3 separate regions of the Homo sapiens genome follow, and all the other regions are linked to region 1. A link is an interaction called in ENCODE POLR2A ChIA-PET data of the cell type or tissue named here. Cell type or tissue: OCI-LY7. All regions are shown on one strand. Region 1 overlaps BRIP1 (BRCA1 interacting DNA helicase 1). Region 2 has its middle 4.3 kb from the start of NACA2. Region 3 overlaps MED13 (mediator complex subunit 13).

Region 1 (2,500 bases):
AATTTGTACTCTCACTAGCAGTATCCTTCATTAAGTTTTCATCAAATATATTGATAGGTAGTAATGTATTCTGGTTTTACAGAAATCATTGATGCTTGCATAATTCTGGCACAGATTCCTCTTTTCATTTCTTCTCTTGTGCTTGATATTTTAGTAAGATAATCTTAGGGAGAGGTGTAAAGGAATACAGTTTGGATTTAACTAAATATGAGTTCCTTCTGCTATTGTTGTGTTCCCTGGAGTGCAATCTCACTTTTCCTTGCTGTTCTATTTAAACTTCAGATGGAGAGAGACCTTTATAAAGTTAATATGTTTATTATTTTCATTGGTTTCTGTGTTCATAGATTCTCAGAGGATTAAACAGCAAGCAACATTGTTTGTTGGAGAGTCCCACAGGAAGTGGAAAAAGCTTAGCCTTACTTTGTTCTGCTTTAGCATGGCAACAATCTCTTAGTGGTAAGTAGTTGCTTGATATCTTCAGGTTACTTACTGGGATCTGAGAAAATATAATACAGTATTCTTTATCCAGACTGGTTCAGCCATGCTGTCGCTAACTTAAATATTTGTTTAAAGATGTTTCTTTGAAATAAGTTATAAATCTTCCAAAAGAGTTTCAATATAGCAAAATATGTTTAATTAATGCTAAAATAGTATTGAACATAATTTAGTCTTTTGATGAGTCGGAAAGTACATAAAGACTTGGCAGCCTGGGCAGCATGGTGATACCCCATCTCTACAAAAATTGACAATCAATTAGCCAGGCATGGTGATGTACACTTGTAGTCCCAGCTACTTGGGAGACTGAGGTGGTAGGATCGCTTGAGCCCAGGAGGTCGAGGTTGCAGAGAGCTGTGATTGTGCACTCCAGCCTGGGTGAAAGAAAACAAACAAACAAAGTTTTGGATGCTTAGAGTTATTATAAAAATAATTAGATGATAATTTGTATGTAAAAGATGCAAGAGATGGGCTGTCATGATGCTGTAACACATACTAATTGCTTTTTTTGGGGGGGGAAATCCTTTAATATATTTGCTTACCTGTTCCTTTCTCATAACATCAGCACATGGAATATATAAAAAAGAATACATTCTAGTTGATCTTTCTACTTGTTTAAATGCCAGATAAACAGAAATTTAGTATAATATTGTTTGTATGAATTTATATTACTTCCCACTACTTTTCCTTTTTTTTTTTTTTTTTTTGAGTGGCGTCACCTGGGATGGAGCATAGTGATGTGATCATAGCTCACTGTAACCTCAAACTCCCAGGCTCAAGTGATTCTCCTGCTTCAGCCTCTTAAATAGTTGGGATTATAGGCATGAGCCACCAGGCCAAACTATTTTTACTTTGTTTGCTAACAAATGCCTATTAATATTTACTTCTATGAAAGACTATATAAACTACATAATGAATCAGAAATATAATATTGGATACATTTTAGTTACATTAGATGGCTTTAACCTAAAGTATTAGGAGAATTGAGGTTAAACATGGTATGTGTATGTATGTATGTATGTGTATATAGGTATATAGATACATTTTTAAAATGAAATGTTTGTTACTAATAAGAGTATATTAAGGCTGGGCACAGTGGCGCACGCCTGTAATCCCAGCACTTTGGGAGGCCAAGGCAGGTGGATCACCTGAGGTTGGAAGTTTGAGACCAGCCAGACCAACGTGGAGAAACCCCGTCTCTACTAAAAATACAAAATTAGCCTGGTGAGGTGGCGTGTGCCTGTAATCCCAGCTACTCGAGAGGCTGAGACAGGAGAATCACTTGAACCTGGGAGGTGGAGGTTGCAGTGAGCCGAGATCGCGCCATTGCACTTCAGCCTGGGCAACAGGAGCGAAACTCTGTCTCAAAAAAAAAAAAAAACAGTAAATACTTCATAAGCTTTTGGTTGTTCATTTTGATTCTCACTGACGTTAATTTTGGGAAAAATGAGTTTATCGGTACTAACTTCAGGTCTTAATGGCAGATGTCTGGAAAATAGAATTAGGAATATTTATATGGTACAAATGGGAAAACAATGTCAATACTGATTATTTTTAAAAATAAATTATTTAGCTTTTTTGGGGGTATATGAATTGTACATTTGTATACAATGTAGGCACACAATGTAAACTTATTACAATTTGGTATTATATTTAGCACTAAAATTACCTATTTTATTGATTTGAATATTGACCTTAAAATGTATTTTGATGCAAGTATCAGAATTAATACATCAAAAAACATGTTTCTATTTGAAATAGAAGTATAATTGGGGGAATGATTTAACCCTTATGTGTTAGATTATTATCTAATATATTGAACTTTCAAATTCTTCATTTAGGGAAAGAGTAGTAATTAAGGATATACTTTATGTCCTTGTTTCAATCCATTCTTGAATTTTAGATAAATCTTAATATAAATGAATACTTGAGTAGTTGTACTTTTATTACATTATTAATCTTAGATTATTAGATTTTTACAGATTACATAAATGGGTGATAATTT
Region 2 (2,500 bases), 270 kb after region 1:
TCATGGTCTACATGATTCCAAAGCCCATGTTCTTTCCACTTCACTCAAATTAAGTAATGAAGTGGAACAAGGCTACTCTCATATGCAAAAATGGTACATTTTTAGATCCCAACTCTACCACTGTAATTCTTTTTGTGCCCATTTTTTCAGCAGTGTCTCAGTCTTCTGGCAGCTTTACCTTCTTCAAAATGAGCATCAAAGTTTTCTGTTGGGTACATTTCCCTCAACTTTTTACTATAATGTTGAGCATTTTCTGGCCATGGTCTTGACATTCCTTGAAGAGCTATGCCAACCTTCTAACTTCATTGCCCCCTAAGTTGTTACTGCCCATCCTTCTCAGATGATCTTCCCCGTGGAAACTAATTTTCCATGATTTTTACTTCTTGTAGAATGGCAGGCACGTTCTTGAAGGAAGGCACCAAGCTTCCCTATGGAGAATTTTTCTTGCCACTTGATAATTGAGTCTGTTATGGGGAAGGGTGGGGTGGGGATGAGGGTCGATGGAATATTTCTAGTTACTAAATCTGATATCTGTATCTTGTTCAAGTACAGACTCCAGTGTGGATCTGGACCTTGCTACTGGACTCTGTCAGTCTCTAGGGAATGCATCAGCTGTCATAATATTTTTATCATTTCTCTGTCTTGATTATGCCATTATGTAGATGGAACCAAATTCAGTTACCACCTTTAACTAGGTGCCCTTGTTGAGGTTCTTGGAGAGAAATATGATTCGTCTTGTGTAGGTAGGCTGGCACATTATCTCTGTTTTCTGGCTTAATAGTAGCAAAAAGACTATGACACAAGAGTCTTTAGTGCCCAGTGATAGGGAAGCATCCAGCTAAATAAATGAGTAAAGTCTTGTGCCATGAAAATCTGTGAATCCATTTTTCTACCTGTTTACAAGTTAGCATGCTTTAACCTCATCTCCTTGTGCGTTGGACTTCATAGAGTTTATTTTAAGGTCAGTAGAGTCTGTTTCTAGCTCATCATTAATTTTAATTCTTTGTCTATCCCTTGCCATTCATCATGATTTATTTAATTAGTATTATAAGCATCTCTTGAGTCACCTCTGCTCATAGAGATCTTTTCTGGGCCCGAAAAATAATATAGAATTTTATAAGCCATCCTCTATTCTCGAAGATCCTCTTATATTGTAATGAGGAGGGTAAACACATGAAAAAAAACTTACCTAAGATAAATATTTCAAAGGATATAAGAAATAATTAGAAAGAAAACGTCCAGGTGTGGTGGCTCATACCTCTAATCCCAGCTCTTTGAGAGGCCTAGGTGGGAGGATCAGTTGAGCCCAGGAGTTTGAGACAAGCCTGGGCAACATGGCAAAACCCCATCTCTACAAAAAATATAAAAATTGGACGGGGGTGGTGGCATGCACCTGTAGTACCAGCTACTTGGGAGGCTGAGATGGGAGGATTGCTTGAGGCTGGGAGGTCAAGGCTGCAGTGAGCTTTGATTGTACCACTGCGCTCCAGCCTGAGTGACAGAGCAAGACCTTGTTTCAAAAAAAAAAAAAAAGTAAAAATAAAAATAAAGAAAACATGCAAAGAGGAGAATTATTAGGAGCCTCAAATTGGTATGTTAGCAGGCCTCTTTTTATCCATGTATTTATCCGATATTTTGGTCAGAGCAGCTTACAATATGATTAGTCTACTAATACTAATTTTCCAAGGTTTCTGCAAAGTGATTTAGTAGCAGGAATAATTATTCTCACCAAATACACCAGGGAAATAATCAGAACAGGACTTGTACAAGGTCTTATGACAATTATAGAAAAGATATTTAGATGTCTTGACTCCTAGCGATTTACTAAAAATAAATTGATTTCTAGGGAGATTTGGCCACATATTTCTTCGTTGTCTGTTAGTCTACACATTTCTTCCTTACATCTGTAAAGCTTTAAGTGTGGAAAATAAATTCCAGGATGTGATAATTAGTTATAAAAGGGCTAAGGATTATCAAGAAAGAAACCCAAGAAGAGAAACATGCACAAAATGTTGAAGAAAACTAGCAATGATTTTTATACTTGTTTTACTCTAAATCATCGTTTTTTGAACTTTTAACCATGATTCACATTAAGAAATACATTTGATCTTAAGACCCAAAGTTGCTATCTTCACTGTGTCAAATGTACCTTTGCCGTTATATCTATTTCAATTTTTAAAATTCTAGTCAGAACCCAATAAATGGGTCAAAATCCATAGATTGAAAATTCTTGCTTTAAATTGTCCACAGCTTAAAAAAAAAAAGTATGAGTTAAATGAAAACATAGATTAGTCCAAGTCAACTTTAGTAACTTGATATGATCATTTCTTTTCCTCGCTGACAAATATGTACTTTAAAAAAAAGAGAAACCTAGTGTGCTTGAATTAATATTTTCTTTTTTCTTTCTTTTTTTTTTTTTGAAATGGAGTTTCACTCTTGTTGCCCAAGCTGGAGTGCAATGGCGTGATCTTGGCTCACCGCAACTTCTTCCTCCTGGGTT
Region 3 (2,500 bases), 130 kb before region 1:
TAGTGGAATGGGTAGATCAAGCTGTTTAACATATGCATTACCTTACATACCTTTTTTGTGCGTGTGGGTGAGAATACTTAAAATCTACTTTCAGCAATTTGCAAGTATACAATATGTTATTATTCACTATGATGTACAGCAAAATCCATTTAACTTTTGATGTGGGCAAAGTAAGTCATCTTCTGGTGTGTGTTTTCGATGACAAAGTTTTAATATTTGGAATAAATAGAGGGTCAGTCTGTGGATAACCAAAAATAAGAAAAAAATCTATCTGAACAATGAACAAATGGTCTAGGTAGCTTGAAAATTCAACAGTTTGGATTCTTTGCCGGAGTGATCTACAGATTCAGAGCAATCCCTATCAAAATTCCAATGACACTTTTCACAGTAATAGAAAAAACAATCCTAAAATGTGTATAGGGTCACAAAAGGCCCTGAATGGCTAAAGCAGTCTTGAGCAAAAAGAACAAAGTTGGTGGCATCACACTACCTGATTTGAAAGTCTGCTGCAAGGCCAAGTGTCATGGCCCATGCCTATAATCTCAGTATTTTGGGAGGCCACAGTAGGAGAATTGCTTGAGGCCAGGAGTTCAAGACCACCTTGGCCAACGTAGTGAGACCCTATCTGTGTAAAAACAATAAATAGGCCAGGTGCAGTGGCTCATGCCTGTAATCCGAGCACTTTGGGAGGCCAAGGTGGGCAGATCACCTGAGGTCAGGAGTTTGAGACCAGCCTGGTCAACATGGCAAAACTCCGTTTCTACTAAAAATACAAAATTAGCCAGGTGTGGTGGCGTGCACCTGTAATCCCATCTATTTGGGAGGCTGAGGCAGAATTGCTTGAATCTAGGAGTCGGAGGTTGCAGTGAGCCAGGATCGCTCCATTGCACTCCAGCCTGGGTGACAAGAGTGAAACTCCATCTCCAATCAATCAATCAATCAAATGTTAAATATTTTAAAAATTAAAATATATGGCTGGGCGTGGTGGCTCACGCCTGTAATCCCAACACTTTGGGAGGCCAAGGCAGGTGGATCATGAGGTCAGGAGATTGAGACCATCCTGGCTAACACAGTGAAACCCCGTCTCTACTAATAATACAAAAAATCAGCCGGGTGTGGTGGCACACACCTGTAGTCCCAGCTACTTGGGAGCTGAGGCAGGAGAATCGCTTGAATCCGGGAGACAGAGGTTGCAGTGAGCCGAGATCACGCCACTGCACTCCAGCCTGGGCGACAGAGCGAGACTCTGTCTCAAAAAAAAAAAAAAAGCTGGATTCATGGAAGTAGAAAGTAAAGTGGTGATTACCAGAGACTGGGGGTAGGGGAATGGGGATGGCCAGGGGACACAAAATTTCAGTTGGGAGGAATAAGTTCAAGAGATCTATTGTAAATTGTGGTTACTACAATTAATAATAGATTGTATATTTGAAAATTCAGAGTAGATTTTAAGTGTTCCCAACATAAAAAAAAGTACCTGTATATGAGGTAATGAATATGTTCAGTAGCTTGATTTAGTCATTTCACAATACATACATTAAAAAAAAAAACGAAAAAACTCGGAAACAAATTGGGTTGTTTGGGCTACTTACCTATGCTAGGATGTTCCCTGGGATATAGGAAACATGTAAGCCCCTTCTTGTGCCTGTAGTTCAGCTTTCTCAAAATGTGAGACATATGCTACATTCTGGAGTATCTCCAAGGTGGAGCTTCAAAATCTTGGTTTTTAGTAAGTATCTTAGATGATTTTTACTTTTAAAATTTCAAAGGCACAACTCTAGTGAATCTTTAGAACTGACACACCAGAGACACTGGGGAAGTGACTTTTATCTTTCTGAAAACGAGGACTCTCAAGTCAGTTAACAGAGAATGATTTGGAAGGTTATGTATCAAATTGTTTTTCTTGTGCAGGAATATATTGGGAGTTTAATTTTCATTGTAATTGGTATCATGTTTTTGTTACCCTAAAACAGGGCGAGAGGGTAGGAAAATAAAATTGTAGTACGGTAACTAAGCGGTAATATTTATCTAGTACTTAAGCACCTAGTACTGGGCGAAGCACATTACCAACATTCTATTACATTTTATTCTTGGTATTGAGGCACAGAGACATTAAGTAATTTGTCGAGGGTCATACTGTTAGTGGTGGAGCTGGGATTCAGATTAAAGTCTGTCTGGCCCAAGAGTCAGCTCTTGATCATTGTTCTGTTCTTCGTTTACATTTCAGAAAGATAGAAAAATACAGGCCAGGTGAGGTGGCTCACACCTGTAATCCCAGCACTTCAGAAACAGAGGTGGGCAGATTGCTTGAGCCCAGAAGCTCAAGACCAGTCTGGGCAATATGGCAAAACCCCAACTCGAGGAAAAAAAAAAAAATTAACTGGGCATAGGGTCACGTGCCTGTAGTCCCAGCTACTGGGGTGGGAGGATTGCTTGAACCCGAGAGGTCAAGGCTACAGTGAGGTGTGATTGCACCACTGCATTTCAGCCTGGTGGTGACAGA

Evidence for each region. Peaks named below come from ENCODE experiments on the same cell type or tissue, not always from the same donor. Only the 100,000 strongest peaks of a DNase experiment are listed, where the experiment ranks them.
Region 2: POLR2A ChIA-PET joins it to region 1 with 10 read pairs; 4 of 35 experiments call an interaction of 5 or more read pairs at or near these places.
Region 3: POLR2A ChIA-PET joins it to region 1 with 9 read pairs; 3 of 35 experiments call an interaction of 5 or more read pairs at or near these places.

What each region holds. Positions count from the first base shown.
Region 1 is chr17:61,857,752-61,860,251 of GRCh38, reverse strand. It overlaps BRIP1 (BRCA1 interacting DNA helicase 1), which reads left to right. Exons shown (of 20, transcript NM_032043.3): 3 at 345-456. Among named protein-coding and RNA genes, the nearest start is that of BRIP1, 4.5 kb to the left of the region's middle. In OCI-LY7, no CTCF peak of the experiment used is centred here; no DNase peak of the experiment used is centred here; H3K27ac peaks cover 291 bases.
Region 2 is chr17:61,585,676-61,588,175 of GRCh38, reverse strand. No RefSeq gene overlaps it. Among named protein-coding and RNA genes, the nearest start is that of NACA2, 4.3 kb to the left of the region's middle. In OCI-LY7, no CTCF peak of the experiment used is centred here; no DNase peak of the experiment used is centred here.
Region 3 is chr17:61,987,783-61,990,282 of GRCh38, reverse strand. The region is part of intron 11 of MED13 (mediator complex subunit 13); the gene reads left to right. Among named protein-coding and RNA genes, the nearest start is that of INTS2, 61 kb to the right of the region's middle. In OCI-LY7, no CTCF peak of the experiment used is centred here; no DNase peak of the experiment used is centred here.